Linked DNA regions of Mus musculus: region 1 is linked to region 2. The links are chromatin loops, found by intact Hi-C in ENCODE. Cell type or tissue: heart. All regions are shown on one strand. Links, peaks and the distances in the headings refer to the core of each region. The heading gives the core; the rest is flanking DNA. Region 1 has its middle 16 kb from the start of Gm38965. Region 2 holds the start of Gm29918 (a long non-coding RNA gene).

What was found. A loop is a pair of places that touch in the nucleus more often than their neighbours do. Peaks named below come from ENCODE experiments on the same cell type or tissue, not always from the same donor. Only the 100,000 strongest peaks of a DNase experiment are listed, where the experiment ranks them.
Region 1: a loop joins it to region 2, with 10 times the contacts of the local background. A loop is called at or near these places in 15 of 42 quality-filtered maps.

What each region holds. Positions count from the first base shown.
Region 1 is chr7:24,831,643-24,843,284 of GRCm38, forward strand. It overlaps the pseudogene Gm5893. Among named protein-coding and RNA genes, the nearest start is that of Gm38965, 16 kb to the right of the region's middle. In heart, for the core only: no CTCF peak of the experiment used is centred there; no DNase peak of the experiment used is centred there.
Region 2 is chr7:25,573,131-25,584,772 of GRCm38, forward strand. Gm29918 (a long non-coding RNA gene) reads right to left here and starts at 4,701. Exons shown (of 3, transcript XR_391215.3): 1 at 4,615-4,701; 2 at 4,448-4,495; 3 at 3,423-3,980. In heart, for the core only: no CTCF peak of the experiment used is centred there; no DNase peak of the experiment used is centred there; H3K27me3 peaks cover 750 bases.

The sequences.
Region 1 (11,642 bases), core at 2,470-10,469, 740 kb before region 2:
GGTTTGGTGTCTGCAGATAAGATGGATTCCTAGGTCGGGGGGTGGGGGTGTCTCTGGAAGGCCTTTCCTTCCGTCTCTGTTCCATTTTTTGTCCCTGTCTTTCCCTTAGACAGGAACATTCCTGGTTTAACAACTTTGAGATGGGTGGGCAGCCCCATCCCTCAACTGGAGGCTGTGCCTATCTACTGGAGATGGTCTCTACAGGTTCTATCTTCCCTTTGTTGAGTATTTTGGCTCAAGTTATCCTCTTTGGGTCCTGGGAGCCTCTTGCTTCCCTGGAGTCTGGAACGTTCTAATGGCTATCCCCAGTTCTCCAACCCCCACTGCTACATATTTCTATTCGACTTCCTGAGCCTCTGTACTTCTCTCCTGTCCCTTCCAATACCTGATCCTGCCCCGCCTTTTTTGCCCTCCCCATCCTCTCTCCCTCCCAGGTGCCTCCCTCCTCTATTTCCTGTGATTATTTTGTCCCCCCTTCTATATAGGATTGAAGCACCAACTTTGGTCTTTCTTTTCCTTAAGGTCCATATGGTTTGTGGGTTGTATTGTGCGTATTCAAAGCTTTGGGGCTAATATCCACTTGTCAGTGAATACATACCATGTGTGTTCTTTTGTGTCTGGGTTACCTCACTCAGGATGATATTTCCTAATTCCATCCATTTGCCTGTGAATTTCATAAGGTCATTGTTTTTAATAGCTGAGCAGTACTTCATTGTGTAAATGTACCACATTTTCTTTATTCATTCTTCTGTTGAAGGACATCTGGCTTGTTCCCAGCTTCTGGCTATTATATATAAGGCTGCTATAAACATAGTAGAGCATGTGTCTTTGTTATATGTTGGAACATCTTTTGGACATATTCCCAGTAGTGGTATAGCTGGGTCTTCAGGTAAAACCATTTCTAATTTTCTGAGGAACCATTGGATTGATTTCCAAAGTGATTTTGCCAGCTTCCAGTACCACAGCAATGAAGGAGTGCTACTTTTTCTCCACATCATCTCCAGCATCTGCTGTCACCTGGATTTTTGATCTTAGCCATTCTGATTGGTTGAGATGGAATCTCAGGGTCATTTTGATTTGCATTTCCCTGATGACTACTAAGGATGTCTTTTAAGTGCTTCTCGGCAATTCCAGATTCCTCCGTTTTGAATTCTTTGTTTAGCTCTGTACCCTATTTTCAATAGGGTTATTTGGTTTCCTGAAGTCTAACTTCTTGAGTTCTTTGTATATTTTGGATATCAGCCCTCTATCAGATGTAGGGTTAGTAAAGATCTTTTCCCAATCTGTGGGTTGTCATTTTGTCATATTGACAGTGTCCTTTGCCTTACAGAAGCTTTGCAATTTTATGAGGTCCCATTTGCCTATAGTTGATCTTAGGGCCTGAGCCATTGGTGTTCTGCTCAGGAAATGTTCTCCTGTGCCCATGTATTCAAGGATCTTCCCCACTTTCTATTCTATTAGATTCAGCATTTCTAGTTTTTGTGAAGGCCCTTAATCCACTTGAACTTGAGCTTTGTACAAGGAGATAAGAATAGATCACTTTGCATTCTTCTACATGCTGATCACCAGTTGAACCAGCACCATTTGTTGAAAATGCTGTCTTTTTTCCACTGGATGGTTTTGGCTTCTTTGTCAAAGATCAAGTGACCATATGTGTGTGGGTTTATTTTGGGGTCTTCAATTTTATTCCATTGATCTACCTATATATCTCTATACCAATACCATGCAGTTTTTATCACTATTGCTCTGTGGTACAGCTTGAGGTCAGGAATGGGCCTGGGGACCCCAGTGGAAGAGCTAGGGGTAAGACTGAAGGAGCTGAAGGGGATTGGAACCCCATAGGAAAAACAATATCAACTAACTGGACCACCCAGAGCTCCCAGAGACTAAACCACTACCCAAAGAATATACACAGAGGGAGCCATGGCTCCAGACACATATGTAGCAGAGGATGGCCTTGTCTGCTATCAATGGGAGGGGAGAGCCTTGGTCCTGTGGAGGCTTGATGCCCCAATATAAGGGGGATGCTAGAGTGGTAAGGTGGAAGTGGGTGAGTGGGTGGAGGAGCTCCCTCTTAGAGGCAAAGAGGAGAGGGAGTGGGGGTGGGGGAAAGATGGGGAGTTGTGGAGGGGTAACCGGGAAGGGGAATATTATTTGAAATGTAAAAGAATAAAACGATTAATAAAAAAAGAAAGAAGCCAGGCGGTGGTGGCGCACGCCTTTAATCCCAGCACTTGGGAGGCAGAGGCAGGCAGATTTCTGAGTTCGAGGCCAGCCTGGTCTACAGAGTGAGTTCCAGGACAGCCAGGGCTACACAGAGAAACCCTGTCTCAAAAGAAAGAAAGAAAGAAAGAAAGAAAGAGAGAGAGAGAGAGAGAGAGAGAGAGAGAGAGAGGAAGGAAGGAAGGAAGGAAGGAAGGAAGGAAGGAAGGAAGAAAGAAAGAAAGAAAGAAAGAAAGAAAGAAAGAGAAAGAAAAAAGGAAAGAAAGGAAAGAAAGAAGAGAGCTAGAGAGATGGCTCAGCAGTTAAAAGCACCGAATGCTCTCCAAAGGTCCTGAGTTCAAATCCCAGCAACCACATGATGACTCACAACCATCTGTAACAAGATCTGACTCCCTCTTCTGGTGTGTTTGAAGACAGCTACAGTGTACTTACATATAATAAATAAATAAATAAATAAATAAATAAATAAATAAATAAATAAACCTAAAAAAGAAAGAATCTATTTTTAATAAAAGTGAGGAAAAGAAAAAGAAATCACAAAAAAAAAAGACTGATAGTGTCAAGGATGAGTTGGGGAGAGGTAGTCACATGGCCACAGCAAAGGGTGCCAACACATGGAGCTGGCCTGATCATGTGAGTATGAATTATCTGTTAAGCTACTCTCAGTGTAGTACCTTTTTCCATATGATTTGATGGCACACCACCTAGTAATGTTGGAGGCTGTAAATTCCATATGGTGGATCATAGGGCATACAATCAAGGCATGCAGAGGGCACTGAGAATGGAGTGCCCTTTGAGGAGATCCCAGGGTGACCATCTTTCTGTAATGGTATGGGTAGCATGCTATCCTTGGTGAAAGGGGTGGACCACGTGACTCTTTTGATGGACTGCAGAATATATTATGACACTGAAATAGTGCATACAAGAGATGATCATAAGTAGATGCCTTTGTTTTGGTGGCAGAAAGTGATGTTCACTTTTTTCCCACAAGGAATTTGCCTGAATGAGAGAAGATACAACAGGCAAAGGCATTTCGACTGTCTCCGTTGCATTAGTCTCTATTTGGGGGGAAAGGGGATGCTGAGGGAGATAGAGAGAGACAGAGAAACAAAGAGAGACAGAAGGGGAGGTTGAAATGGTTGGATGTGGTGTAAAAGAGTCTCCATTAGATTCAGAACCCACGGGAGCCATTGAGAGTAACAAAGAAGAGAACATGGTAGCAGTGATAGGTGCTCCCTGATCAGGTCTGACCTTTAACACAGAACAAGCCACGTTTCCACACACAGAAGGGGCCTTAGTAGAGGCTCAGTGCAAGAAGCTACGATGATAGCTGAGTTTACAGCCCCTGATCTGCTTGTTGAGAAAGGCTTTCAAACAATGAGAACTCCAACCAGAGCCTGGATTGTGAGAATTCTAGTTCGAGTGTGGAGGGATTGCTCTGGGAAGCAGAGTAACTGGGTGATGTGAACAACCACCTGTCCTGAGACAAAGGCTTTCTAACCTGAGGGACTGTGGCAGAAATCAGTCCCCAGTTGACTGGCTATATGAGTGATTAGGTAGGATGTTAACATCACCGACCAGTATTAGGACCCAGAAAACAACAGAACAGCTCTTTCTCTCTTTTTTTTCTCCCACTTCCCTTTCTCCCTCTTGCTCTGGCCCCTGCTCACTCCAAGCCCATAGGTTCACTTGTTTCTCATTACAGATGGTTGTGAGCCACCATGTGGTTGCTGGGAATTGAACTCATGACCTCCAGAAAAGCAGGTGGTACTCTTAAGCTCTGAGCCATCTCTCCAGTCCAGAACAGCTCTTCCTAAGAAAGCTGTGTACCCACAGTCAGTAGCCAGTTTACTGGGCTGCAGAGGGTTTTGTTCAGGAAGAAGCTCGGAATAGGTGAGGACTTTGGTGGCTTTCCAGATGTCCATTGTAGGATCTATTCTTTATGGGGAAGAAGTTCAGTTACAGATGAAGGCTTTGGACAAGCACGCACAAAGTCTGTAAAGTACAAAAGCAAGCAAGGGGCTGGAGAGATGGCTCAGTGGTTAAGAGCACTGACTGCTCTTCCAAAGGACCTAGGTTCAATTCCCAGAACCCACATGGTGGCGCACAGCCATCTGTAACTACAGTTCCAGGGAATCTGACACCCTCACACAGACATACATGTACGTAAAACACCAATATACATAAAATATTTTAAAAAAAAACAAAAACAAAAAACAAACAAGGGGCTGGAGAAATGGCTCAGTGATTAAAAGCACTGTCTGCTCTTCCAGAGGTCCTGAGTTCAATTCCCAGCAACCACATGATGGCTCACAACCATCTATAATGGGTTCTGATGCCCTCCTCTGGTGTGTCTGAAGACAGCTACAGTATACTCATATACATACAATAAATAAATCTTATATTTTAAAAAAAAGCAAGCGGGGTGGGGTGGGGGGAAAAGGGTGGTATCTTAGAGATCCAGTCCTGTAAAGAGACACCTCGATCATAGCAACTCCTATAAAGGAAAACATTTACTTGACACTGGCTTACAGTTTCAGAGGTTCAGTCCATTGTCATAGCAGGAAGTATGGCAGTGTGCAGGCAGACATGAAGAAGGAGCTGAGAGTTCTACATCTTGATCCACAGGCAGCAGAAGGAGACTGTGTGTCACACTTGGTGTAGTTTGAGCTAGGAGACCTCAAAGCCCACCCCCACAGTGACACACTTCCTCCAACCAGGCAACACCTCCTAATAGTGTCTCTCCCTATGGACCAGGCATTCAAACATATGAACCTATGGGGGCCATACCTATTCAATCCACCACAGATGTTTAAGTGCAAAATGAACTATGTCCAGGTGACTCAAAGGCAAATGCAGGGATCCATGAAGAGCCAGAGTAGCTTTGAAAACAACGAACAGAACCCCAGATGCTGTGTTAGTGATTTTAAAGCCTGCACAGTGGCTTCCAGGAAACACAGACAATGAGTTGAAATTATTAGGCTTGGCCTAGGGGTGCACAGTCGTTCCCCCAAAGCATGTGGCATAGAATATAATTGGCACGGAGGGTGTCTGCCCAGCCTAGGATCTTTACAGCAGTGGACTACAGCCCCGGAGGCTGAGCTAGGCCAGGCAGTGCAAGCCAGCCCTGGAAAATGGCTGACTCGCTTATGGAAAATATCTGTAGATTTTGGAGGGATATATGGAGGAAGGCACCCCCCATGCCAATGTACCCAGTCTTGCTCTGTTAATGAAACCATTGAGGTAAGCGATGAAATAGATCTCTGAATACCGTATTAGGCCTTGCTAATATCTCTCTCTGTTAGCATCCCCATAGCAACCTAACATCAGCTGTCACTTACTCTGACTGGATGGTGGTGGGCCTTCAGATAGACATGTGGCCCACCCTCTGAAAAAATAAGATTTTGTTACATAATGCTAACTTTGGGTTGATTGTCTTAGAGATTTGTAAGAGGCATCTAGAAGAATAAAGACATTATTTACTGGGCTGGGTCACCCAGCCTCACTTCATACCTCCCTCCCCCCAGTCACCTCTGGACCTTCTTATAGAAGATGTATCCCCCAAAGCAACAGACAGGGGCATCCGCCATGCAGAGAGTGCCTTTCTGATACCCACCAAAAAATGACTTTAATTCCCTCTTCTGATATCCTTCCACCACAGATCAACCGTCAAAAAATTTCCTGTTGTCACCCCTGATTGTGGCTAGCTTGGCTGCTGAAGTCCTGGCTGGGCTGGCTATCCTAGGAAGCCTGGTGTATTTGGTGTTTCTCAAGAAGTTTGACAAGTATGGTGCCTTTCCTCTTCCCCTTCCTCCCTGCTTGGGAACAGAAAAGGTTTTCTTCATCTCTGTCTCTGGACTAAGCCTTTCCTACATGCCTGCTTCTCATTAACTCTTGGAGGTCCTCAAATCCCTGCCTTCCCGATGACTCCCCGGTCCCTCTCTCTGTTGCTCATGTCCCTCCCATTCCCATATGGCTTAGAGTAAAAGACCCCATTGTATTTCTCTGTCTCCCAGTCGGGAAAGCCGCAAAAGAATACACGGGGAGGAACAAAAGAACTGGACGAGAGCAAAAGAGTAGTACAGAAAGGTAGGTCTGAGAATCTAGAGGAGACACAAGCATCCTCGGGGTCCCCTGGAACAACCTGGGGCTGGGGAGGGAAGACGAATTGGGGTGTGTGTGAAGATAGACTGTGCAGAGCACCCAAAAGAGCCACTCCCCCCAAAATAACCATCCCCAGCACCAGGTAGAAAGATAGCAAATGACAGGGCAAAGGGAGCAAAGGCAGGGAGGGGACAGCTTAGATGGGAAGGGAGGCAGCGCCAAGAGAGACAAGTCAGGAGTCATGGATCCCAGGGTGCTCCCCAACTCAGGAAGCAAACAACAGTGACAATGTCTCCAACTTATGTAGAGCAAGAAGTAAGAGCATTCTCAGTGAGGACAGCCAACACTGTCCACCCCGGGTAAGCACAGCCACTGACCAAGGGGAACCAGAAGGTTCTACCACCTGTCCCCACCATGGCATCTGGGACACCAGCCACTGTCCACTGTCTGACTCACAGAGCAGATCTTCTTTCCCCAGCCCTCAGTTGCTGGAGGTCCTCACCTCTTCCCGGCCACAGGAGACCAGGTCAGTGCTGAAGGGAGATTCAGTCCACCTAGGTGGGGCAGGTCTGAGGGAACCACGTGTCCAGGAGCCCGTTCCTCTTGCTAATGGCTCCCCCCACCCCTGAGGGTCCTGGACACTCATTCTCCTTTAGGAAACTCTGCCGTGAGTGTGAATTGTGTCCCTTGTCTTCATAGGAGCATGTCCCTGACACATACCCCTGAGGAAAGATTTATCACAGCTCTGTGATCTGGGAGAACCCCTGCACCAAATAATCCAGGCTTCTGTCCTTGTTGCCTCTCCTCTGGCGCTAATAAGCTCAGTCTGCAGAACAGACTCTGTAGCACGCAAACTCTAACCGGCCATGCGCATCACCAACCCTCAGGCCTCAGCGTGTCTAGCCCCGCCTCCTTCAGCTACAAATGGCGAGTCTTAGATCAACTTTGCCTTTCTGTGCTCTGGTGACTCTTCTCGTTCTTCCTCCCGCAGGTCACAGGCCCCACAACAACTCTCCTTGAGTGTGAGGCAAGTATTGCAACTCACACTTCCTGTTTCCTCTCAGAGGGCTCTGTGGGAACTGGGGACTCAGAGCCACAACTGTGCTGTCAAGTGTGTGTCCTTAGTGCCTCGTGCAACAGACAAGGAGCTTCGCCTCCCCTGTCCTTAGCCTGCTCACCTACATTCTGCCCCCTATAGAGAGAGGTCAAGGGTGCCACTGAGCTCTCACCTGTAGCTCCCAGCACAGACCCAAACAAGGAAGGGCCACACCCTTCCGCCTTGTCTAGCATCATCGGAACCTGCTCTGGCCTTCAGTGGAAGGGATTCCATTCAAAGCAGTGAGGGGTGCAGGTCCTGGGGTCTCTGCATTCCCTTCTACCCTGCACTCTTGTCCTTTAATCTGTCAGATGAATTCAGACAAGACACAGGCATTGGACAGGAGAGTGGCAGGTTTCTTAGAGAAACAAGGAAGGCCCGGGAGTGAGGGTGGGCATCGGCCAAAGGACCCACTGCAGATGGAAGGCCCTCAAGGGGTGGACAATGGCCAGAGGACCACGGGCTGCATGGTTAGGTAGGCTGGGGCTTCGTGGTTAGGTAGGCTGGCTACTGTGTTCTAAAGTCTGCACAGACAGCCTTCCTGAGGCGTGGCTTCCTGCTCAGGAGATTGACAGACCATGTGGGTTGAGGAGGAGAGGATGACCGTGTGCCTGTGTTCTCTGTCAGAAAACTCCTGCCACAGAACTTCTTACGTCCTTTTAACAATTGAGAAAGGCAGTGTTCTCAAAGCTGTCTTCCCACTCTAGTCTGGACCAGTCCTCTATCTGAGATGTACGCTGTTGGTAGTCCTCTTTAGGGCTGTCTGTCATCTTTGTACCTACCAAGGCTATTGTGTCATATTCTACTTATACTCTCAGAGGTGGAACCCACCCACAGTGAGCACACAAACCTGTCCTCCTCCCCAGACACACATTGCTGTCACATTTCCTACAGAGGGCAAAGGCAGTCTGACAGTGCACATCCTCGCACACATCTGGCTTTCATTCTGCTCTGTAGCCCATCTGGATGTCTGACTGTGAGTGACAGGAGCCCTCTCCCACAGCTGCAGCAAGGTGAGGCTCGGGCCTGTGGTGCTGATGTCACTGATCAACTCCCATCCTTTCAGGTGGATGGCGTCTGTCCAGAACACCAAAACCCAGCAACCCAACCAGCCAACTTCAGCCCCCAGGCTATAGCAGTCATGGAACTGGGCCCCCAGGCTATAGCAGTCATGGAACTGATTTTCTGAAGTTAAAAAAAAAAAAATCAACAGGATCTGGCCTGCTGACCTCACAGCTGCGTACCAGTCCCTACCCTTGCCTCTCACTAAGAGAGCTCTTTAAACTCAGGTGATAGCAGGACAGGGGCTTGTAGCATGCACAATGCTTCCAAGCTGTCTCAGGTCGCTAGACCGAGAGGGATTGGTGGTGAATTAATTTACCTGTTAGAGGAAAGGCAGCTTGGAGGGGAGCCCCTAGAGTGCACTTGTAAAAAAAAAAAAAAAAAAAAAAAAGCAATGGGTTGAGTTGTGGGGAGGGGGGCGTCCTCATGCTGAAAGAATTGGCTTTAAGGTTATGGTGACTTTGCATGCAGACTCCTGGTGCATAATTTGCATATGCCAGTAGCTTACCTGACTCTGAGTGAGCTTTGAGATTTGTCTTCCCTCTCCTGGAAGTTCACCAAGCCAACTTCTCCAAACCCTTGCATCAGGTGGACAGCCCCTCCTCTCGCAGGCACCCTGACTAAAGAAAGAGAGCCCCTGGGTCTGGGAACGCCATTCCTCTGGCCGGCGTTCCAGGCAGGAAAAGTCTCCTTTGTCACCCTCTGCACAGACTGGCTAGCGACCCTATGATAGAGCCTCTCCTTTGGCACATTTCATCCAAAAATGTTAATTAACCCTAAGACTGAAAGGCTCTATTAAGTCACAATGTCTCAAGTTGTCCTGTTGAAAGGACAGCCTAAACCCCATTGTCTCCCTTTAAGGACCAGGCCTGATTTCAAAACGAGCAAACCCCAAGTCCCAGAAACTAGGCCACAAGGCATCACCTCCAGGAACAGACCATAAAATCCAGAAACAAGGTCATAAAACCTCGTCCCACAAGAACAGCCTGGGGATAACCGCAAGAATGGAAAATATCTTATCCCAGGATGGGTCATCTGTGCTGGGCAGTCCTACCTCATCCTGTAGTTCATGACATAGGAATGCAGACAACTGACCACCTGGCACAGCCAATCAGAAGCCAACCTCTGTGACCTCCCCAGCACCCACCAATCAAATTTCAGATTACCTAACCCACTCTCTAAATATACAAGAACTAACATAGTCGCCAATCAAAGTTATACTCATGTCACCACTTTGGCCCCTGCCAATCACATTAGAGATTACCTAATCCTTCTAGAGAGTTCACCTGGTTCCCTATAAGAAGGCCTGCGTGCCTTTGTCTGGGGTCGCCATTTTGGAAAATGGTTGACTCCCTCATGCTGATTGTTTCTGCCGAATAAACAGTCTGTCTTTGCATACTATCTGAGTCTGGGGTCTTCCTTCAGCAATTTTTTACCCTTGGGCTATGACACAGCCAGACTGAAGTATCCTCCAGGAAAATGACCTTGAACTTTTACTACTGCGCTACAAAGAAACAAAAAGAATAACTTAAATTAAACGGGGTGGGGATTGGGGGAGCTGGAGGGCAAAGTACCATGTTTTTAATCTCCCCTCCTATAGCTCCATCCTTCTGGTTCTACTCCTCTGTAAAACCCCTCCTACTGGGCTCTGAATACACAAATGCTGGCTCCTCTGGAAAAGTCTCCTTTACCTGGGGAGCAACTGCCACCTCCTACCAGCCTTCCCAGCCATCTGACCAGATCTCTGGATGTCACATTTAGGTTCCTTCCTCGTCCTATGACCTGTTCCTCCCACTGTCCCATCCCATCCCCCGAATTATTGCAAACTGTGGCTAACATAAACCCAGTTATTATGGTTCACAAAAGCCAGACTAGTGCACAAAGTCCCCTCATTCAAAAGGACCCATTCCCACTGTCTTAGAGTCTCATTGATGTGAAGAGACACCATGACCAAGGCAACTCTTATAAAGGCAAATATTTAGTTGGGGCTGGCTTACAGTTTCAGAGGTTCAGTTCATCATCATCATGGGGGAAGCATGGCAGTGTCCAAGGAGGCATGGTGCAATAAGAGCCAAGAGTTCCATATCTTGATCCAAAGGCAGCCAGGTGGAAATTGTCTTCTTAAGCATAGTACCTCAAAGCCCACCCCCACAGTGACTAACTTCCTCCAACAAGGTCACACCTCCTAATAGTGCCACTTCCCATGAGCCAAGGATATCCAAACCACCACACCCACTTTACTCACTCCCTAAGTTATCTGTTGCTGTTGTTGAAGGCTAACCATTTTAAGGTAACTTAATTTTTAAAATTACATAAGTTGCTCAAAGATATTCAGTTTTCATCAATAGTGTATTTTAAATGAAGACTGTTTGGCCTGTACTTGACAGTTGAAATACAGTCAAACATGTTTTCTGTATTTTATATATGATTTATCAAGTTTTAACCTAAAATATAGTGGGTGCTAAGATTTTATAAACAGGACTAGACATAAAAGAGTCATTAAATTTAAAAAAGATACAAAGAAGTTATAATGTGTATAGTTGAGAAGGAGAGGTGTTTGTTTTTTGAAACAAGTTATCTCTGTGTAGCCTTGGCTGGCCTGGAATTCACTCTGTAGACCAAGCTGGCCTCCAACTTTCAGAGATCCACCTCCCTCCCCTCTGCCTCCCAAATTCTGGAATTAAAGGCTTGTGCCACCACATCCAGATGACTTAAAAAGGAAAAAAAAAGTTCTAATTCCTACTGTCACCATTCTATACATCGGGATGTAAGGGCTGCCTGTTTCCCTACTTGGAGCTGTTTGCTTGCTTGTTGCTTGTAGACCCGTGCTCTCTGGATGCTGACAGGCTGGCTGCAGTCCTCTCCAATGAGACTGAGTTGGTTTCTCCAAACACGACATTTCTTTTCCTATTTGAGTAAGACCTGGGCTTGATGGGAGGCATCCCACTAAGGACATTCCTGCTGCGTTACACAGGAATCCAGGAACTTGATTTGTTGGACAAAAACTTAACTCTATTCATAACTTTGGCCCATTTATACAAAATACCATTGTACCCAAGACCTTCGGTCCATTAGACTGATAACAACTGCCACTAATAAATTGTGAGTTTATCTCAATCAGCTCCTGGGAAGTCGGGACAGCTGGGGGAGCTCATTG
Region 2 (11,642 bases), core at 1,354-9,353:
AAGTTAATTCAAAACACATCCCCCACTTCCCCTAGATCCCTAACCTCAGAAGGATTGCTGGCCTTACAGCTAATAAAAAAAGCTATTAAAGAGCAATTGGTCACTTAATACATTGGTAAAATAGAAGGACCCCCTGACTAACAAATGGAAGAGTCCAGATCCAGTTCTAATTTGGGGTAGGGACTCAGTTTGTGTTTTTTCACGAGATAAAGATAGAGCGCGGTGGCTGCCAGATAGATTAATTTGTCAGATGAACACAGATTCTAAATCTTCTAAAGTATCACCTTGAGGACTAAAATTCCTCTTTTGCTTAAAAGTCAGCTTGAGGACTCAGGCTCCGAAAAAAGCTACTCTCTGAGCCAGCTCCCGACAGGAGGCCAGAGACTAGCCTCAGCTTTACAATTTACATTTGAATAAAGTACCTAGACTTCCCCAAAAGAAGTTCTGCTTTCCTACTTTCTCACTGTCGAGATTTTGTCTTTCAAGCAGGTAAATCAACATTCTCGAGGCGGACCAGCGGATGTGCATCCCCGCCCCCCTAGAGCACACAGGTGGCTGCTGTTATCTCCTTTCCAAAGACATTTCCAGCACGTGGCTTTCAGTCTGAGTTAAAAATTAGGTTTACCAAGAGAGCTAGAAAAGTAGATATTTCTATATTAATAAAGATTGGTTTTTATTTTGATAGACAGGCTTAGTCCCTTAGCTGACCTCTGGCTTTTCACTCTTGCTGTTACTGCAAGGTGTCCTTAGGCTGTAAAAAATACAGGGATGAGGAGAAACGACTTCCAGCTCCTATTTTAGCCACAAATCGTGGTGTTACTAATGACATAATTCTTGCCTAGGTCTTGCTAAATCTGAGGTTAATAATTCTCCTTTAGGAACTGCACAGCACTCAGAACTGTGCATACTGGTTTGTAATTGTACAAATTCAGTATGGACATCGCTTGGTGCAGAGGCACTACAGGAGAAGGTCCAGCTTGACCATTTCTGAGTTTCCTGTAAGATAAACCCGGTTTAAAAGAGGTTGATACCAAATTTTGGCTAAAAATGAAAAAATAGTTTTCGGCTCTGCCTCACCTCCCCAAAAGGTACCCAGAGCCACAGGTGTGGGTCTTATCAGTACCCACGAGAGGAATCGGGTCAATGTCCACCCAAGCCAAGGTTAAAAGCCCACTCATCTACGGATGAGAAAATCATTTGATCACCTCAGTTAAGCGTTGCCTTATTTAACTTAATTAATAGGGGAGAGAGAGATTGGAGACGTACTATTGAAAGGGCAAGCCCTTCACTGCCTCCCACCCAAATAAAAAAGCCAATTGGCCTTGTACTACAAGAGCCGGTCGAACTCCTTCTCCCTGTTTCCCACCTATCATCCAAAAATGCCGAGAAATATCAACTTAGTGTTATTCTTATTATAGTGTATTTCACATTTGTTCAGTCAAACTTAGCCAGAGTTCCAACGCCCTACTTAAAATTCAACTAGAAAGTTACCTACCAAGTACTAATTAACATTATAAAGTCAGAGCCTACAGCTCCAGGCTTTTCAGTTAGTTGTTCACTAAGATAAGAAAGGTCACTCTTAGCCAGATACAGTTTACCATAAGAAAAGTTAAGGAATCCCAGGAAAGCAGGTTTTTTCCTTAGCCCTAGATTCCAGGCAGAACTATTGAGCATAGATAATTTTTCCCCCTCAGTCCAGCTTTTTCTTTTTTTAAATTTTGTTAATAAAAGGGAGGAGATGTAGTCTCCCCTCCCCCAGCCTGAAACCTGCTTGCTCGGGGTGGAGCTTCCTGCTCATTCGTTCTGCCACGCCCACTGCTGGAACCTGAGGAGCCACACACGTGCACCTTTCTACTGGACCAGAGATTATTCGGCGGGAATCGGGTCCCCTCCCCCTTCCTTCATAACTAGTGTCGCAACAATAAAATTTGAGCCTTGATCAGAGTAACTGTCTTGGCTACATTCTTTTCTCTCGCCACCTAGCCCCTCTTCTCTTCCAGGTTTCCAAAATGCCTTTCCAGGCTAGAACCCAGGTTGTGGTCTGCTGGCCGGACACAACACCCAAGGCCCATTATTCTCTGCCACTGGCAGTTTCCCTGCTTCAGATGACCCAAAACCCCACTCTCGCTGTTGTGGTCTAAAGAGCAAAGTCCTTCAGCAGTGATTCCTACCCTGCTGGCCACTGGCCACCTAGTCCATTTTCTGCCTTTCTCTTTGCTGACTCTGAAGGCCAAGCTGCAGGGTTGTGTTGGTGAGGACAGGGGACAATGTCCTCCCCTTCCCCACTAGTGAGGGGCAGGAGACTGACACATGAGCAGAGCAGCTAGCAGAACTGGTCCCATCGCCGCGTTTCCCCCCTAACCACCTTGGAAGGCAGTTGCTGATGAGATGGGGACACTGAAGCTGGTGGTTTGGGTTGTTGAGCGTTGATCTTCAGGAAATACCATGAACTCCAGCAACCTGAGAAGCATGTGCAGCAGTCAGTGCAGTCAGCAGTTAGTGCAGAGAGAGACAGAGCATCTGTGGATCTCAGAGGACAACATGCAGGCCAGTTGTGAACCTTCATCCACTGAATCGTCTCAGCTGTCCTAATTTGGTCTGGGTGAGCATATGCGTGCCTGCATGCGAGAATCTGGCCCCATGTAACCCAGGGAGTCCCCGTGCTCCCCAAGGACCAGGCTGCTGTGACTATAGGTGTGCACCACACTCCTGCATTCTGTGCTGCTGCAGATCAAATCTAGGCATTGTAGAGCCAGGCAAGCAAGGGCACTACATTCACAGCCTTGTAAACTCCATTTAAATCCTTTAGATGGCTTTCTCAATTGCTAAAAGGACCTAAGATGCTCTGTGGCAAGAGCTTTCTTGTAACCTCCTTCCAGCCTAGACAGGCTGGTTCAGACTGTCGGGCACTGAGGCGGAGCCACCTGCTGTGCTGCTTCTCATCCCTCTCCTTTGATGTTACACTGCCTGCTGCCTGCCTGAGGCCGAACCGGTTCTCCAAGATCTTCCAGAGTTAACACCGAACTGTGATTTTCTCGAGTTCCTGTTAAAAGGCTGATCTGACAACTTCACAAGGAACTTGGCATGACTGGGAATGGGCCTCCCCTCTTCTTTATAAAGCGTGTTTGGGCGGACATTAAAGTTAAGTCTTGATCAGAAACCTGTCTTCACTCCATTTCTCTCTCTACCCGCCTAGATTCTCTCTTTTCTTTCAGTTCCAAGATGCATCCCAGGCTCTAATCCAGACATGAGAGCCACAAGCCGGCCCCAACACTTTCTGATAAAGAACAAAGGTATACACTTTTCCCCTCCTTAGTCAACCCACATGGCCTGTCAATCTCCTGAGCAGGAAACCACGCCTCAGAAAGGCTGTCTGTGCAGACTTTAGAACACAGTAGCCAGCCTACCTAACCATGCAGCCCGTGGTCCTCTGGCCATTGTCCACCCCTTGAGGGCCTTCCATCTGCAGTGGGCCCTTTGGCCGATGCCCACCCTCACTCCCGGGCCTCCCTTGTTTCTCTAAGAAACCTGCCACTCTCCTGTCCAATGCCTGTGTCTTGTCTGAATTCATCTGACAGATTAAAGGACAAGAGTGCAGGGTAGAAGGGGATGCAGAGACCCCAGGACCTGCACCCCTCACTGCTTTGAATGGAATCCCTTCCACTGAAGGCCAGAGCAGGTTCCGATGACAAGGTGGAAGGGTGTGGCCCTTCCTTGTTTGGGTCTGTGCTGGGAGCTACAGGTGAGAGCTCACTGGCACCCTTGGCCTCTCTCTATAGTGGGCAGAATGTAGGTGAGCAGGCTAAGGGCGGAGGAGGCGAAGCTCCTTGTCTGTTGCACGAGGCACTAAGGACACACACTTGACAGCACAGTTGTGGCTCTGAGTCCCCAGTTCCCACAGAGCCCTCTGAGAGGAAACAGGAAGTGTGAGTTGCAATACTTGCCTCACACTCAAGGAGAGTTGTTGTGGGGCCTGTGACCTGCGGGAGGAAGAACGAGAAGAGTCACCAGAGCACAGAAAGGCAAAGTTGATCTAAGACTCGCCATTTGTAGCTGAAGGAGGCGGGGCTAGACACGCTGAGGGCTGAGGGTTGGTGATGCGCATGGCCGGTTAGAGAGTTTGCGTGCTACAGAGTCTGTTCTGCAGACTGAGCTTATTAGCGCCAGAGGAGAGGCAACAAGGACAGAAGCCTGGATTATATGGTGCAGGGGTTCTCCCAGATCACAGAGCTGTGATAAATCTTTCCTCAGGGGTATGTGTCAGGGACATGCTCCTATGAAGACAAGGGACACAATTCACACTCACGGCAGAGTCTCCTAAAGGAGAATGAGTGTCCAGGACCCTCAGGGGTGGGGGGAGCCATTAGCAAGAGGAACGGGCTCCTGGACACGTGGTTCCCTCAGACCTGCCCCACCTAGGTGGACTGAATCTCCCTTCAGCACTGACCTGGTCTCCTGTGGCCGGGAAGAGGTGAGGACCTCCAGCAACTGAGGGCTGGGGAGAGAAGATCTGCTCTGTGAGTCAGACAGTGGACAGTGGCTGGTGTCCCAGATGCCATGGTGGGGACAGGTGGTAGAACCTTCTGGTTCCCCTTGGTCAGTGGCTGTGCTTACCCGGGGTGGACAGTGTTGGCTGTCCTCACTGAGAATGCTCTTACTTCTTGCTCTACATAAATGGGAGACATTGTCACTGTTGTTTGCTTCCTGAGTTGGGGAGCACCTTGGGAGCCAGGATATGGTAGAGGACAAGTCACTTTACCTGCTATGAGTTAGGAGGTAACTGACTACAAATATTAGCATAAGCAGCTCCAACATTCACTGAGCCATGATTGCAACGATAACCAAGGTGGTAGTAGATATCTTCCTTTATGTTTTGGTTTTTGTTTACCTGTCATGGAGAGAAAGTAGAAGAGGAATCACAATAAATTCATCCTCACTTGGCACATGGAAAGGAACTCTTGATGGTGTGTGATATCTGTTTGTTTCTTGGGAGAATGTGTGTCCTGGAAGAAGGTAGATTAGATGGGTGAGGAAATTGACAGGGTATATTCTCCAAGTTCTCTCACAAGTACTGTGTTTCTTGCATGGCCATTTTTCTTCCCTCAGATCCTTGCCTGTGGAAAGGAAAGGGGATATGCTATCCACTCGGGCAGTCCTCGGACAGCTCTGAAGACAAGGGAGAGCCTGACATGAAATGGAAAATTACAGGGTTCTTTGGAGAGTCAGTTGTGTTGGATGGTGGTTTGTAGGGGCAAACACGTGAAGGAACATTTACCTGAAGTGAACACAGGTGAAAGACTAAGGCAGACTCCTGAAGGAACGTTTCGCTGAAGCAGACACAGGAGAGAGGAAGTTCTGCTAAATCAAGCATGTGAAAGGACATGTGATGAAGGATTCTTGGCTAACAACACACTTGTATTGGTCCGCCTTACATTGCGTAGTTGAGCTCCATTTGTCAGGACTTCATAGAGAGAAATGCACTAAAAAACTTGTAGTGTGCTGCAGTTTCTTTCTACTTCCAAGGACTGATTGGCAGAGTGATGTCAGCTGAGACAGATACATGTGCTGAGGTAAGAGTGGTGGAGGACACGTGATGGTTGGAGGAAGTATAAAAAGGACACGACAGTGGCAGAACCTGAACTTGGCTTGCTTGCATAGCTAAACACTTCTTGGTCTCCAGTCTTCCCTGATCTTTACTTCACTGAGAAAGGCACAGCTGAGAGTTTTTCCTGGTGTTCCTGTTGTCCCTGGTCCCTCCTGCTAACTTATGCCAAGGCTGAGGCCTGGCTGTCTCTGCTAGGTAGTGACACCGCTGCTGATTCGTGTTTGCTATCCTGACTCTACTGAACTGGACTGCTGGTGTATCTGTGAAATGTTTTCAAGTGGATCAAGCTGCTGCCACTGCTGACTTGTGAGCTGAGCTGGCAATTTCCAGACAACACAGATGGGAGTTGCTCCAAAGAACCTTTCTAAACAGATCCACTTCCCCAGTGTCCTTTCTTTTCCACTACCTCTGGTGGGTGGCAGGCTAGATGGGAGGTTAAAGCATTTAAGAACCATCCTTAAAGATAGGTTAAAAAAAAAATAAAGTAACAGACAACTATCTTTATGTGAAAATTACAGTTGTTAAATGATACCATCTCTTCTCGATGTCCTGATGGTGGTGGGTAGGAATTTTCACCTCTCTGGTTCCTTGTAGCGAGGAGTTGGTTGGAAGAATGCACAGGTTTCGTCCCTTCTAAATTGCCATCTTTCCCTCACAGGGACTCTGTCTTAGTTAGGGTCTCTGTTGCTGTGGTAAAATGCCATGAACAAAACGAACGTGGGGACGAGCGGGTATGGTTCACCTTACAGCTTAGAGCCTGCCATTCAGGGAAGTTGGATCAGGAACTGGAGGCACAACCACAAAGATCAGGGCTGCTGCAGAGGCCGTGGAGGAGTACCACCACTTTTCCTGGCTTATTCAATGTTCTTAAGCAATCCAGGACCTTCTGAGGCTCGGCAGTGAGCTGGAGCCTCCACATCAATCATCCATGAGGAAACTACCCCACAGGTTTACCCACAGGCCCATCGGGTAGAAGGGAAGCACTTTCTCAACTGAGCTTCCATCTGCTCAGATGAGTTAGGTTGAGTAAGTTGACAGAAACCCAGCAGCACAGCTCCCCAGCTCTCAGAGCTCCGTCCGGCAGGGATACGATGGCAAACCTGCCTTGGTGATGCACAGTTGTAACACAGTAAGCTAGTCTGGTTCCAGAACTCAGCCTCGACTGGGAAAAGATCCTTAGACATGTACAGTGGACAGAAACACAATCTCTTCTTCCTCCACAGACACTGAGCTGTGGGCACAACCTGGGGACTGTCTAGGCACCTCCAATAAACAATCAAATAAATGAATAATGTAACTTAAAAGCAAAAAGGACTGGGGAATGGTTACTCACACCTTTAATCCCAGCACTCAGGAGGCAGAGGCTAGTGTGTATCTGAGTTCAAGGCCAGCCTGGTCTACAGAGAGAGTTCCAGGACAGCCAGGGCTATACAGAGAAACCCTGTCTCAAAAAACAAAGCAAAATAAAAACAACAACATAAAAACACTAAAAGAAGCATGGTGCCATCTTGGAGGTTTCATGCCTGCCTCTGCCTTCCAAGTGCTGGGATTAAAGGCGTGCGCCACCACCGGTCGGCCCATATTATATATTTTTATATATTGTAAATATGTTACAACTGTTTTATAAATTATATTTTTGTATGGTATTATTATATAATACATATATTGTATATATATTACCATTAAATATATATAATATATGTAATTTACCATAAAAACACTGTAAAGCCTCTTTCACAAGGTCACAGTAAATGGCACAGGAGAGGAAGCAATGCCTTCTCCACCCATGGCTTTCATCTCCCTGGATTAAATCAATCTCAGGTCATCAGAAATATTCAGAAAAACCCAGAGGTGGGGTGTACATCTGTAGGAGCAGCACCTGGCTGTGGAGGCAGGAGGATCAGAGTTCATGACAATCATCATCTCCATCCTGAGAGGAAGCCTGGGCTGGGACACGGTTCCCAAAACAGCAAAAAGACCTCAGCCACACAAAGCCTCTCAGAGCAATCGGAAAACTGCACAGATGTGTCCTGGCCTGGCTCTCACCACCAGAGCAGTGCACTTTGTCTAGTTCTGGTGTTGTGTCTCATGCTGGAGTCTGAACATGACGCACAGTAGGTGTGACGGCATGCAGACTTACCCTGAAACAGTGGCATTTTTGCAAGGGACAAGACCATCCATGGATGCTGTTATCAATGGGTCTCCTGGAGCCATTTGCCCATGGATCCCAAGGATCAGGTGCCAGACTCAGATGTTCACTTTTAACTTTGTAGTTGGGTTTACTGCTGGGATTTTATTTGTATCCAAGCAGTGTAGAGACAGGTTCTTGCTCTGTAGCCAAGGCTGCCTCTGTCTATAGGTATCTCAGCTGATTTTCTTTTCCCTGTCACAGCACTGGTAAAAACAGAATCCCCCAGTAATCTGCATGGGTGATGGTGCAGTGGGTAGAAACACTTAGTGCGCACATTTGAAAGTCAGCAGTAGCCAAACTTCAGCAGGAAGGGCTGAGTCCCATGAGCAGCTCTGCATCCATGACGCTCTGGGACCCAAGGATCACTCTCAGGTGGTCAGGATTGGTGGCCAGCACCTTTCCCCAAGCAGCCCACTGGCAGTAGCACTGTGCTTCTAACACCCTTCGCTCTTTGCTGTTTTCTTCCCTCCCTGTTACAGAGCCAGGGACAGCTTGTCCCAGGAAAGGAGTGCAGAGGACATCTGCATAAACATCCTTGAGTCTCTCTCAGAGTCAGATCCTGAGGAGGAGCTGACAGGACAGACAATACTATTAATGCTACACTCGGTGGTGCCCAGAGGGGCTGCTGACTGTGTGGCCTTTGTTTTCTCAAAGTGTTCATCACCCTCAGCTTTCTGAAGTGGAAATTTAAGGGTTCTTTGGAAAGTCAGTTGTGTTGGTGGGGTTTCGCTGGGGCAAACACATGAAGGAGTGTTTAGCTGAAGCAGACACAGAAAAAAAAGATGTCTTGCTAAAGCAAGCACATGTGATGAGGAATCTTCACTAACACTCACGTATTGGCCCATTACATTGTTTGGTTGAGCTCCATTTTTTTCAGGACAGCATACAGAATAATGCATTAAAAAAGAAAAAACTTCCGATGGTGTTCTGCAGTTTCTTGCCGCTTCCATGGACTCAGGCTGATTGACAAAGTGAGGTCAGCTGAGACAGGTGTACGTGCTGAGGCAAGACCAATGGAGGACACATGATGTTTGGAAAGAGTATAAAAAGGACCTGATGGAGAATGAGTTTTGGCTTGGTTGCATAGCTAAATGCCTGTTGGTCTCTTGGCTTCACTGATCTTTGCTTCACTGAGAGACGCAGCTGAGAACTTTTCCTGGCATCCTTGTTGGCCCTGCTCCCTCCTGCTGACTCCTGCCGATTCGGCTGAGGCCTAGCTGTGTCTGCTAAGTCTTGCCACCACTGCTGCTAACCCGAATCTACTCAACTGGACTGCTGATATTTCCATAAAGTGTTCGTGAGTGGATCAAGCTGCACGGTCTCTGCTGCTGGCTCTGCCCACCCCCACTCTGGAGGAGAAGGGCTCCAGCTCCTCACTGCTCTCAGACCCTCCGCTCTGGTGTCAGCACCGCTGCTCTACTGAGCTCAATGTTCTTCTAGGAGAGAAAGCCATCAAAGTAGCAGCCGGCCCCTTCTCCCCACAGCCTGAGGCCATAGCAGTAAAATGTTCCACAGGAGCTGTCCAAAATGGCAGCTCCACCACCACATCTCTTCGGCCTGCAACCACGACAGGAGCTGGAGGAGCTGTCCATGTTATCTCACAACCTTTCCCGCCTCAGCAGGTAGCTGCCCCTCAGAAGCTGTCCTCCACAGAGTAACTCATTCTCTGCCTCAGCGGACTGCCAGCACGAGGAACTGTCCACGGTGGCGACATCTTTCCCGCCTCAGCCTACAGCTTTCCTGAAACACCCCTGCAGGAGCTGTCCACCGTGGCGACATCTCTCCAGCACTCCACCGAGATGGCACCTCAGCAAAAGCTAGGTGCAGTGTCTGGCGTGGTGGTGCACTCCTTTAATCCCAGCACTTGGGAGGCAGAGGCAGGTGGATTTCTGAGTTCGAGGCCAGCCTGGTCTACAGAGTGAGTTCCAGGACAGCCAGGGCTACACAGAGAAACCCTGTCTCAAAAAACCAAAGAAAGGAAGGAAGGAAGGAAGGAAGGAAGGAAGGAAGGAAGGAAGGAAGGAAGGAAGAAAGAAAAAAGAAAAAAAGCTAGGTGCAACCAAGAAGAACTTCCCACCTTAACCCATGGGCCCAATGCAGGGAAAAGGGGGGGGGGGTGAAAAAAAAAAGTCACCAATTGCTAAGCAGAAAACCCACTAATTCCTGAGCTTTCCACAAAAACCTACCAATCCCTGAACAAGAAGTCCACCAATCTCTGACACATACAACTTTCCCCTCCCCCAAGCTGAGGACTTTATAGCCCACCAGTCCTCATTCAGAAAATCTCTGCATGAAATGCTCTGCCCCCTCAGAAATACTTTATAAACACTGCCCTTTGTCCAGTTCCCTGCTGTCTGTTCCCGGGACAGAATCCCTGGATTCGTCCCTCCTCTTCCTGGACCCTCCAATAAATCTCTTTCAGGAGATTTTCTACCTGGTGTGAATCTTGTTGGAAGAAACCAAAAAACGAAAAGAAGCAAAGAAGAGAAGAAGCCAAGAGGAGGGGAACTGAGGCTCCTGAGCTCCTCAGCTCGGATGGGGACACCCTCCCCTGGGAGCTGCAGCACCTCTGTTGAGGAGGCATCCTCTCGGAGCTGTGTGGCTCCTGGGATCCCTTGTCTCAGGATGCCCTTCCTTTGGGATATCTTCTCCCCTCAGAGCTGTGTGGTCCCTGGGCTTCTGATTCCCAGGATGCCCTGCCATCCAAGAAGAAATACTTACACTTCCTGCCCAGACAGTGGCCATCAGCTCATCATTAAAACCGATCAGTAGCAAGACCATCTCTGATACAATTCTAGATTGCCTTAGGCAGGTGAAGGAAGGACAAATATTTACAAAATAGAAAGTCTGGTGATAAACCATAGAAATGATAATACCAAAATCCTGCCAGCATTTAGCTCTCTGCCAATATAGAATTAACTATTGAAATGACAAAGACACACCTTCACACAATGTGAAGAAAAGGTTATCCCAACAGCCACCACCATAGCCTGGGTCCCAGCAACAGACATGTAGATTCGTTTGTCTCAGAAGGAGCTTCATGCTCTGAGCATGAAAGAGGAGATGGCATGTGTGTCCTGGGAAGGATGTGGCCCCATGGTGAGAGGCTGGGTAGCCATGAGCTCCACTGTCTGCTGGGGAAGGTCCAGGAAGACACAGTGCAAATGTGGATGGAGCTGTGGTCCAGGCTTGCTCACTATCCTGTGTGAGAGGCTTCAGGAACTCTTCTGCTGTCTGTTGCATTTGTCTGTGGAAGACTCTTGAAGGGAGCGGAGTGCACAGGGACCCCTGATAGCACAGGTCCCAGAATGGGCAGTCGTAGTTTATCAGGTACCTGGGGGAAGAGCTTAATCTGTGGAAACAAAGGTTAGGAAATGGGCTCCATCTCTACCTCCTTAGCCAGCACTGTTCATGTCTCCAAGACATCATTTGATGAGTATTAGTGTTGTGTCCTGATGTGGCTTCTGAAACATAGGCCTGGTGGGTCTGCCTGTTCTTGGAGCACTGGGCCAGTGCTGAGTACTGTTAAAGTCTTGTTATCTCAATGCTAATATTAGTAAAAAGATTTTATCTTAAGTGCTTCTTATCTTTATTTTCTTGTATAGGTCCAAGAATACTGGTGTGGGAAATGACTAGTTTCACTCACCAGTCGCCAGCTTTGGGACATTTCCAGGGGACCTGACTGGCTGAGAATGGGATGTCGACCAGCTCTTATGGGAGCACCAGCCACCTGGACACTCACAGACACTTGATGGAGCTCCATAAGATCAAACCCCTTATTCCAGAGCTGTGAGGTATGGCCCTCGCGTGACGACTCAGCTTGCCCCACACTTCCCCTGCAACATT